Regions from separate parts of the Homo sapiens genome. Here region 2 is linked to region 1. Evidence: chromatin loops called from intact Hi-C (ENCODE). Cell type or tissue: GM12878. All regions are shown on one strand. Links, peaks and the distances in the headings refer to the core of each region. The heading gives the core; the rest is flanking DNA.

Region 1 (5,391 bases), core at 61-5,060:
AATATTTATACCATTTATTTATTTATTCACATATAGAGCACCCATCCTGAAGTATCTGGGACACTGAACAAGGTTTACATAAATCTAACTGTTTTTTCCTCTGGGCCATTTGGCTCAGTCTGGTAGACCATAAATATTCAATAATACTTTACAATGACAAAGCATCTTTTATGCAAACATCTCTAAGCACATTATTCACTAATATTACAATCTCCTTTTTAACCTACTGGTAAAGTCACGGAAACTAATTGACTTTCTTCAAGGTCCCAGCACAAATTGTTTATTTTGTAGATTAGAGTCCAGGTGTTCCGATTCTAGTTATAACTAAAGGGAGAAACAAACAAACAAACACATTTTTTAGGTGCTTAAGCTGATGACCTACACTAAATATTTCTAAATTGAATCTATTAGGCAAGACGTCTTCCTTAAAGATGCTAAATGTTGTGATGCATCCAACTGAGTTTTATAACTTTTGTTCTCATTTGCCTAAGGCCAGTTACCATTTTCAGAGCCCCAAGAATGACCTAGTTTAATTGAATCCTGTTTCAAACACTTAAACTTTCACACTCTAATCAAATCAGGTTTCTAAATAGAAAAAGTTGGAACAAGAAAATAAAACTTGTCGTGGCAAGGTGCTGTTGACGTAATAGCAGAGCTGTACCAGAATATTCATGCAAATTAAAAAGCTAAACAGTTACTGTGAGATTTGGGCAAGTTTCAAAGAGTTAATGCTACCCAAGCAAAAGGAAATATTTTTAATTATTTATTTTACTTCTTCCCTCAAATATTAAATGCAGGTTACATATAGATAATTAATAAAATACCAAAAAATGGGATATTTTTTAATCACCCACAATTTTGTCTGTGACACCTATAGAAACACACTACAAAACCTACCTCCAAGCTCAGGGAGCATAACTGACTGAGCCTTCAGCCACTGAGCACTGAAACATGTCACAGCATTTCTACTGACACCACAGTTCCCCAGGCTGATCTCAGTCAATGCTGAGTGTGGCAAAGCTAAGAAAGTAGGCCTGTTCGTGGAGGATGTGCGACTCTTCTGACAGGTGACTTTGGATCAAGGACTCTCCAAAGATCCTGATGAACTTCCCTTTGAATTGCACTGTAGTCTAAATGGTTCACCCCAACTCCCTTTCTTCCTTTACTCTCTCCTTTGCTTGTCAGACATGCATGATAGCCTTTCCTGGCTCCCTCCCCATTTTCCCTGATGTTCATTTCCCTGAATAAATTTCTTGCACGTTCAATATCATCTTGGTATCTGTTTCTCAGAGGATCCAAACTAACATGCCACCTGATGGCAACAATGATGAAGACGATGAGAAGGATGATGATGATGATGATGATGATGATGATAACGGTGGTGGTAATAGTGGTGATAAAAATTATGATGGTAAAGGTTAGCATTTATTGAAGTCCTGTTTTAAAAGCCAAGCCCTGTGTTAAGAGACTGCCTAAATTATTTTATGCTGCCAATAAACTCCAATAAACTGCCAATAGGTGTTACTAACCTGAGAAAAGTAAGCCTTAAAGATACTAAACAAGAACAAGACCACATTACTTTTGAATATAAGAAGTCAAATTTGGAATTTTGGTTTTCTTATTTGAAATTTTGGTCTTCAATAGAGTGTAGAATCACTGGTACTAAAAACCACCAGTTTATATTACCTCTCTGTATTAGTATTTTGCAGTATAATCGTCCAGTTGTTTTTCTGGATAGTTATTCTATAATTACAGTTAACTCAAAACACAGAAGTAATAAGTAAAACCTATTTTACAAGAAATTGAACTGTGATCTTATTTTGGGTTTTGTCGATTTTTTTCCTTAGACTTGGGGAAAATATTTGCTTCTTTGTTACATGGGTATTGCATACATAATGGTGGGAGTTGAGCTTCTAGTGTACCCATCAACCAAATATTGAAGATTGCACCCAATAGGTAATTTTTTAACCCTTATCCCACCCCACCTCCCAGAAATTGAATTTTTACTTGAAGCTTTTGGTTCTTCTAAAATTTGCAGTTATCAACTTCACTTTGATTGTATAGACCTAATACAATCATTCGAATACTATTAGTAAACTTATTCTAATAAAGTATTTTCAGATTTGTATCATATATCAAGAGCCACTATATCAACTCTGTATAGTTTGGAGGAATTTTTCCAGATCATTAAAACAGACAAAGGTCAAGCAAATAAGCCAAGACCAAGCAACTTAGACAATTGATATCATTAAAGCATCTAAAATAACAATGCCTAGTCTCCAGTTTTAGAATTTATTGGCACTATTAAATAGACCACTTAATAATAAACCAATGGGCTTTTTCAAAATGAAAAAATTGGTACAATGAAATGCACTTAAAAAGATTTACATCCCATAGCATAGCATATTTCTAAGAAGGAACATTGGCTTGGAACTTGTAGCAGCTTATTAAATTAAGAACAGAACTCTGGTGGAAGCAATGCCATTTAGGATAATTTGAGATTCCTTTGACTCAAAAATAAATTGACTTTCCTGAAGGTACCTCGGGAATTATTGGGTCGGTCTTTAGTCCTGGCAGATTTCTTCTGGTGTATCAACATGGCTCCCTGAATGCAGTTTTCTGAAATTTTCATGCTAAACACTGATAAAAGTAGCTACATATGGTTAATCCTGCATATCTGACAATAGATTGTCAGCATAAAGAAGGGTTCCATCGGCAATGATCAAAAAGACCTTGTTAGATTTGCTTGAAAACCTGGCTTTGCCACGTCAAAACACATTTAAAAACCACCAGACTAGAAATGTTCTAAAGTTATTTCTCAGTCATTCTAAGGTTCTGTAAGAATGTCAGTTCTGTGTGGGTTTCCCCTGAGACTTTTCAATTCTTCTACAGAACTTAATCCAAACATTGCAACCTTGCTCATCTTTGCTTCTCTTCTTGTTTCCCTCTATCACCCTCTTTCAAGCATTCTCTTTCATTATGACTTTCACCATCAGCTGTGGTTTTCTAACAGAAAATCCAACCTGAAATGGAGACAGAAATTTTCAGTTGCCTCCCAGACAATTTTCTATAAATACCCTAAGGAATCTCAAATGAAATTGAAGCTGTTAAATTTCTACCACACAACCTCCAAGTCTGCTCCTTCTCTAGTGTTTTACTTCTCTTCATGGCATCCTCAGCCAGCCAGTTACCTAAACCATAATCACAAAAGTCACCTTAGTCTTCCTCCTATTTCCTTTATGCCCTAAATTGCATTTATGAACATATCCTTTTGGTTTTCCCTCAATGTTTTTTTACTCTTTTTTTCTCCATTCTGTTCCTGACACCCAAATTCAGGTCTTCATCATCATCTGCCTCATCTATGGCAATAACCCGACAACTTTTCCCCAGCTCCGTATCTCCTTCTTTCGGTTTATTCTCCACACTGCCATCAAAACTCTTTCAAATATACAGACCTGACTGTATTACACCCTTTGACTAAGTATATTTTATGGCTGTCAAATAGCTAATGCACATGATGCTAATACTAATTCCTTAGCCTAGCAGTTTACGTGCATCACGACATAAGGCTTCAGGTTCTGCCATTAACCCCGTCATCAGAAAACACAGCCTATGGCAGGCTTTATCAAAGCATGAGCAATCTACAAAACAATCATATAGGCACTTACAAAAAATATAAATTCCTGGCCCTCATCTGTGAATACTGTTATTATAGTTTCATATGAGGCCCCCAATCTACATTTTAATTAGAACTCCAAGTGATTCGAATACATCCTAAAGTATTAGAATTCTAACTCATGTGCCTACTTAACTGTACATGACTACACCATTCCAAAAATACAACAGAAGTATTTATACTTTTATGTCTCATGTCAAAATATTTTTTCTGCTAATATGCCCTTTCTTGTGTCTTTTCCTGGAAACAAAACAAAACAGAAAACATGTCTTCATAAAACCCAATTTAGATACCACAAGTAATCTCACACACTTTATTATTATTATTATTATTATTATTATTATTATTATTTTGAGATAGAGTCTCTCTCTGTTGACCAGGCTGGAAGCTAGAGTGCAATGGCATGATCTTGGTTTGCTGCAACCTCTGCCCTTCGGGTTTACTAGATTCTCCTGTCTCAGCCTCCCAAGTAGCTGGGATTACAGGAGCACACCACCATATCTGGCTAATTTTTTTCTGGGGTTTCACTATGTTAGACAGACTGGTCTTGAACTCCTGACCTCGTGATCTGCCTGCCTCAGCCTCCCAAAGTGCTGGGATTATAGGCATGAGCCACCACATCCGGCCTCACACACTTTATTCTTATTTCCCCATCCTGCCCACCTCTGCCGCAAAATACCCTTTTGTCTGTTCTATTGTTGGGGCTGTCACATCCTACTGTAGTCATGTACCTGCCTCTCTCCCCATCCAGAATGTCAGATTCAAGTGATCATTTTGTTCACCTTTATACTCCCAGGCTCTAGTAACCACAGTAGATAAATTTCTAATTGGGATTAACTACTAGCTACATAAAAAATAAAATGTAATTTAATTATTCACTTCATGCTAGGGAAGCCAGGTCTCCAAATACAACATGAGACAGAACTTTAAATTCTAGAGAACTTAATCCAGACATTGCAATCTTGCTCGTCTTTGCAGATGCGGATCTTTGGGATAGAACTTTTCTCAATCTTCTTACGTAATTTTCTCCAAGCATGAGAAAAGTCATCCAGCAACAAGCCAACCACATCACAGCTTTAGTATGGTGGTATCTGGTCTTTATTTCAGCCATGGAAAGAGTAGTAGGATGACCCTAGGGGGATATTTGGTCTCAGCTGTATAATATCTGTGCTGAGAACCTCTCAGTTCTCCCTTCATCAAACCACTCGGGAACAAGAATTTATGTGTGCCTACATTTGCCAAGTTCTCAGCACTATAAGGAACCAAAAGATGCACTAGAGTCCCCATTACCTCCATTACTGTATCCTGCTCTTCACACAAACGCAATAGGGAACGAGCAAAGCCGCTTTGTCATATTTCTCCCTGTGAAAGAACCTTAGTCTCCCACACTGTTACAGAGTGGCTGATGTGCAGCCCTAACCTGTGTCTGCAATCTAGTCCTGGATAATAACTTAAAAGATAAATGAAGTAATGGACCATCAAGAGAAAATGTTGCTTTTCCAAAGATCCCCAAGTATGCATCTGCATGATGGACTACAATGACTCCAAGGAAGATTATTGTCTTTAGAGTAAATAATACGCTTTTTTCCCCAAGTCTCAAAGCCTGTATTTAAATGATTATTCATAGGTGTTGTGGGAGACGTTAAGGCTGAGCTTGGCAATTCCCAACGTAAAAATGGGTAATGTTTCAAAAAACTTGTTTATGAGTCACCTGC
Region 2 (5,391 bases), core at 311-5,310, 580 kb after region 1:
ACCATAAAATTGGAATAATAGGACCTCACAGGACTAAAGAAATCAGTACATTCAGAGTGCTTCGAATAGTGTCTGGCTTATACAAAGTGGCTTTCAAGAAACATTAATTATTTTTATGCTTAAGATCACTAATCATCAGGGAAATGCAAATCAGGACCACAATGTAATATTACCTGACACCTGTTAGAATGCGTATTTTTTTTAAGAGACAAAAGATAGCGAATTTTGACAAGGATATGGAGAAAAGAGAATCCTTGTATATTGTTGGTGGTAATGTAAATGAGAATATGGGAATAAATGTGGAAAACAGTATAAAGATTTCTCAAAAACTAAAAATAGAATCAACTTATGTTCCAGCAATCCCATTTCTGGGTATATATCCAAAGGAAATGAAATAAGCATCTTGAAGAGATATCTGCACCCTCATGTTCACTGCAGCATTATTCAGAATAGCCAAGATAAACAATCCACCTACATGGGGGGTGGGGAAAATGGGCATATATTGTTTTAAGAATACAAAGTTAAATCCCACATATATTTGACATCACCCCAATTCCCCATGATGATGCAGGGGTTCCTCCACTGCCTTGTAAAATCCAAGCCAGATTTCTCCCAGCTCATTCATTTCTCTGTCCTTTCCTATGATCTCCTCAAAACTTACCTGTTCAAGGTTTTATCTCCATTCTTGGACTTTTTGAACAGTTGGAACTCTATTGATGAAATTAATCTGCAGAAGTTGATAATGTCGATGTAAGAATAGTGCAATAATGTATCTCTCTAGATTAGGTGTTTTCTATTATAATGGGGGATACAGTGCCTGTAACCAAAGTAACTCATAATGGTTGTTTTAGACTGTTGGGGAAATGATTTTGGAAGAAATATTTATTTAGACCTCCTCAAATCATTTAAACTGCTGTGAAACCTTTGTTCTGATGGATAAAATTACGAGGAAGAAAAGGAGAAAGAATCCAGCCCTCTAGTAGTAGGTATTTTACATAACAGTTAATGACTCTTAAGTCCTTTTTTTTTCTTTTGAGACTGAGTTTCGCTCTTGTCGCCCAGGCTGGAGTGCAATGGCGCGATTTCGGCTCACTGCAACCTCCGCCTCCAGGGTTCAAGTGATTCTCGTATCTCAGCCTCTCGAGTAGCTGTGATTACAGGCACGTGCCACCACGCCCAACTAATTATTGTATTTTTAGTAGAGACAGGGTTTCATCATGTTGGCCAGGCTGGTCTCGAACCCCTAACCTCATGCCATCCACCCTCTTCGGCCTCCCAAAGTGCTGAAATTACAGTCCTGAGCCATGGTGCCCAGCCTCTTAAGTCCTTTTTAAGTTCCACACTACTGTATATACGTTAGCTCATTTAATTCTCACAACTGTATAGAATAGGTAACGTTAATAGTCTTATTTATGAATGAGGAAATAAGAGACACACTAAGTGAGGTCACACTGCTAGTCATACAGCAAAGCAAAATTCAAAACCAGGCATTCTAGGTTGGAAGCCTACTCACTTTACTAGTCTGCAGTACCACCCACCATGAAGCAGCTCATTCAGTCACTACAAAAGCCATGAACCATGTCAGTATTCGTTCTACTTAATGGGAAAAATATTTGCCCAAGGTCTCTCAACAAGGAAATAGAATTGGGATTCAATTTTAGTCCTGCCTGTTCCCAAAGGCTGTGTCATTTCCACTATACAAAGCAGCTTCTATGTGGCTCTCAAGTTCCCTTTGCAGCTTTAATTTCTCTTACACCGATTTCCTTGCAATAGAGTTGATATATACTAGGCACCTCAGGCAAAGTGGCACAGGTATTTGGCATTTGCTTTTCTCATGATATCTAGCTGAGGGTGGGGTCTAACTCTTCAGGAATATATTCCACTGTGCTTTCAACAAAACTAGTAATTGTGGCGTCTTCTAGCATTTAGGCTGCCTAATGGCTAACTTAAAAAGCTAAAGGTGACTTTACTCAGATAAAGTAATTCTGTCTGCACTCCTCTATAGTAATTTAATGTCTTGTAATTCTGTACACCATTAAGGAGCAATTAAAAGCAAGCATGTTAGGTTTCAATTCTCTAAACCTCGCAATGCAAAGTCACAGATCCTGACTCCCATTTCATTTGTTTTTAGAGGCAATGCAATCAGGACACGAATCTTTCTTATTTCTTTCCCCATTTCCCATTATCCTTCATATCCCTCTTGCCATCTAAGGGACATATGTCCCCTTGACAATCCTTCAGAGAAAAAGAATTTAGCATGAAACAGACGTGGAGTGTGGGAAGGGGGTGGAATTGAAAATAATGACAACAGCATACTCCAGAGAGATCCTGATTTCCACCTGATTTCCAGAAAGACACCCTCCTCCTGAATTCTTTTTCTTTGGCTGCTAACTACAAGTGACTGAATTAGCCTTTCATAACACTGAGGGAAGGGGCTGAAACAGGAAGAAAAAAAAAGCCCTGAGAGGAAAATTCATTGGAGGAAGCATAAATGACAATGATGTATACTAGATGTTTTTTTTTTTCTGAGAGCAGGTTTTATTAGAAAAAAGAAGAGGGGAGCTCGCCTCTTTGAACGCCTCTCTCCCTCCCACCAGCATTGGGATAAGCTCTTGACAGACATTAACCTTCACCAGGCTCCTGTGAGCTAGGTATTTACCATCTGGATTTCAGTTGATGAAATCAAAGAGGCTCGATTACTTGCCTCGGGGCGTGAAGTTAGAGAGGAACATCAGGCCTGACTCTAAAAGCTGGTATCTCTTTGGAGGTCATCAACCCGACAGTTAACAACTTGATTAACAAATACGTTTTGAGCATGATGCTGAGACTGGAGATAGAATAAGGTCTACGCCGTGAATGCTGCCCTCTGTTGGAGGAGGGTAGAACGTACCCCTTGTTTTCTGTTTGTATTTGCAGCGACCTCTGTTAGAGTAACACAATTGGCCTCCTGTGTCATCCTTCCTGGTCATTCCCCCAGGGCAGGAGACGGGCCCCAATAATTGGTAAGTTAGGAAACAAAGTATTGAACACAGTGTAGCCCTCTTTCAGAATTCTGCTTTGAGGACTCTCTGCTGGCAGAGAAACTATACCCTTTCTCATTCACTCTAATTTTAGGCTTAAAAGCCTTTCCCCTGTGAGCAGGTTGGGTCTCCAGTTCCATCGCTGAAGTATGAGTAGTTTTTCTTTTTCTTTTCTTTTATTTTAATTAATTAATGTATTTTTTATTATACTTTAAGTTCTAGGGTACATGTGCACAATGAACAGGTTTGTTACATATGTATACATGTGCCATGTTGGTGTGCTGCACCCGTTAACTCATCATTTACATTAGTTATATCTCCTAATGCTGTCCCTCCCCCCTCTCCCCACCCTACGACAGGCCCCAGTGTGTGATGTTCCCCACCCTGTGTCCAAGTGTTCTCATTGTTCAATTCCCACCTATGAGTGAGAACACGTGGTGTTTGGTTATCTGTCCTTGCAATAGTTTGCTCAGAATGATGGTTTCCAGCTTCATCCATGTCCCTACAAAGGACATTAACTTATCCTTTTTTGTGGCTGCATAGTATTCCATGGTGTATATGTGCCACATTTTCTTAATCCAGTCTATCATTGTTGGACATTTGGGTTGGCTCCAAGTCTTTGCTGTTGTGAATAGTGCCACAATAAACATACGTGTGCATGTGTCTTTATAGCAGCATGATTTATAATCCTTTGGGTATATACCCAGTAATGGGATGGCTGGGTCAAATGGTATTTCTGGTTCTAGATCCTTGAGGAATCACCACACTGTCTTCCACAATGGTTGAACTAGTTTACAGTCCCACCAACAGTGTAAAAGTGTTCCTATTTCTCCACATCCTCTCCAGCATCTGTTGTTTCCTGACTTTTTAATGATCGCCATTCTAACTGGTGTGAGATGATATCTCATTGTGGTTTGGATTTGCATTTCTCTGATGGCCAGTGATGATGAGCATTTTTTCATGTGTCTGTTGGCTGCATAAATAAATGTCTTCTTTTGAGAAGTGTCTGTTCATATCCTTTGCCGACTTTTTGATGGGGTTGTTTGATTTTTTCTTGTAAATTTGTTTGAGTTCATTGTAGATTCTGGATATTAGCCCTTTGTCAGATGAGTAGATTGCAAAAATTTTCTCCCATTCTGTAGGTTGCCTGTTCACTCTGATGGCAGTTTCTTTTGCTGTGCAGAAGCTCTTTAGTTTAATTAGATCCCATTTGTCTATTGTGGCTTTTGTGGCCATTGCTTTTGGTATTTTAGTCATGAAGTCCTTGCCCATGCCTATGTCCTAAATGGTATTGCCTAAGTTTTCTTCTAGGGTTTTTATGGTTTTAGGTCTAACATTTAAGTCTTTAATCCATCTTGAATTAATTTTTGTATAAGGTGTAAGGAAGGGATCCAGTTTCAACTTTCTACATATGGCTAACCAGTTTTCCCAGCACCATTTATTAAATGGGGAATCCTTTCCCCATTTCTTGTTTTTGTCAGGTTTGTCAAAGATCAGATGGTTGTAGATGTTTGGTATTATTTCTGAGGGCTCTGTTCTGTTCCATTGGTCTATATCTCTGTTTTGGTACCAGTACCATGCTGTTTTGGTTACTGTAGACTTGTATAGTTTGAAGTCAGGTAGCATGTTTCCTCCAACTTTGTTCTTTTGGGATAGGATTGTCTTGGCAATGCAGGCTCTTTTTTGGTTCCATATGAACTTTAAAGTAGGTTTTTCCAATTCTGTGAAGAAAGTCATTTGTAGGTTGATGGGGATGGCATTGAATCTATAAATTACCTTGGGCAGTATGGCCATTTTCACGATATTGTTTCTTCCTATCCATGAGCATGGAATATTCTTCCATTTGTTTGTGTTCTCTTTCATTTTGTTGAGCAGTGGTTTGTAGTCCTCCTTGAAGAGGTCCTTCACATCCCTTGTAAGTAGGTATTTTATTTTCTTTGAAGCAATTGTGAATGGGAGTTCAATAATGATTTGGCTCTCTGTTTGTGTGTTACTGGTGTATAGGAATGCTTGTGATTTTTGCACATTGATTTTGCACCCTGAGACTTTGCTGAAGTTGCTTAAGGAGATTTTGGGCTGAGATGATGGGGTTTTCTTAATATACAATCATGTCATCTGCAAACAGGGACAATTTGACTTCCTCTTTTCCTAATTGAATACCCTTTATTTCTTTCTCTTGCCTGATTGCCCTGGCCAGAACTTCCAACACTATGTTGAATAGGAGTGGTGAGAGAGGGCATCCCTGTCTTGTGCCAGTTTTCAAAGGGAATGCTTCCAGTTTTTGCCCATTCAGTATGAAATTGGCTGTGGGTTTGTCATAAACAGGTCTTATTATTTTGAGATATGTCCCATCAATACCTAGTTTATTAAG

The links. A loop is a pair of places that touch in the nucleus more often than their neighbours do. Peaks named below come from ENCODE experiments on the same cell type or tissue, not always from the same donor. Only the 100,000 strongest peaks of a DNase experiment are listed, where the experiment ranks them.
Region 2: it touches region 1 in a loop (4-fold over the local background); 7 of 110 quality-filtered maps call a loop at or near these places.

Annotation. Positions count from the first base shown.
Region 1 is chr4:22,705,118-22,710,508 of GRCh38, reverse strand. It overlaps the pseudogene GBA3. Among named protein-coding and RNA genes, the nearest start is that of ADGRA3, 190 kb to the right of the region's middle. In GM12878, for the core only: no CTCF peak of the experiment used is centred there; a DNase peak (open chromatin) is centred at 2,813; H3K27me3 peaks cover 120 bases.
Region 2 is chr4:22,127,127-22,132,517 of GRCh38, reverse strand. No RefSeq gene overlaps it. Among named protein-coding and RNA genes, the nearest start is that of KCNIP4, 180 kb to the right of the region's middle. In GM12878, for the core only: a CTCF peak has its summit at 2,864 (motif pointing left); a DNase peak (open chromatin) is centred at 2,877.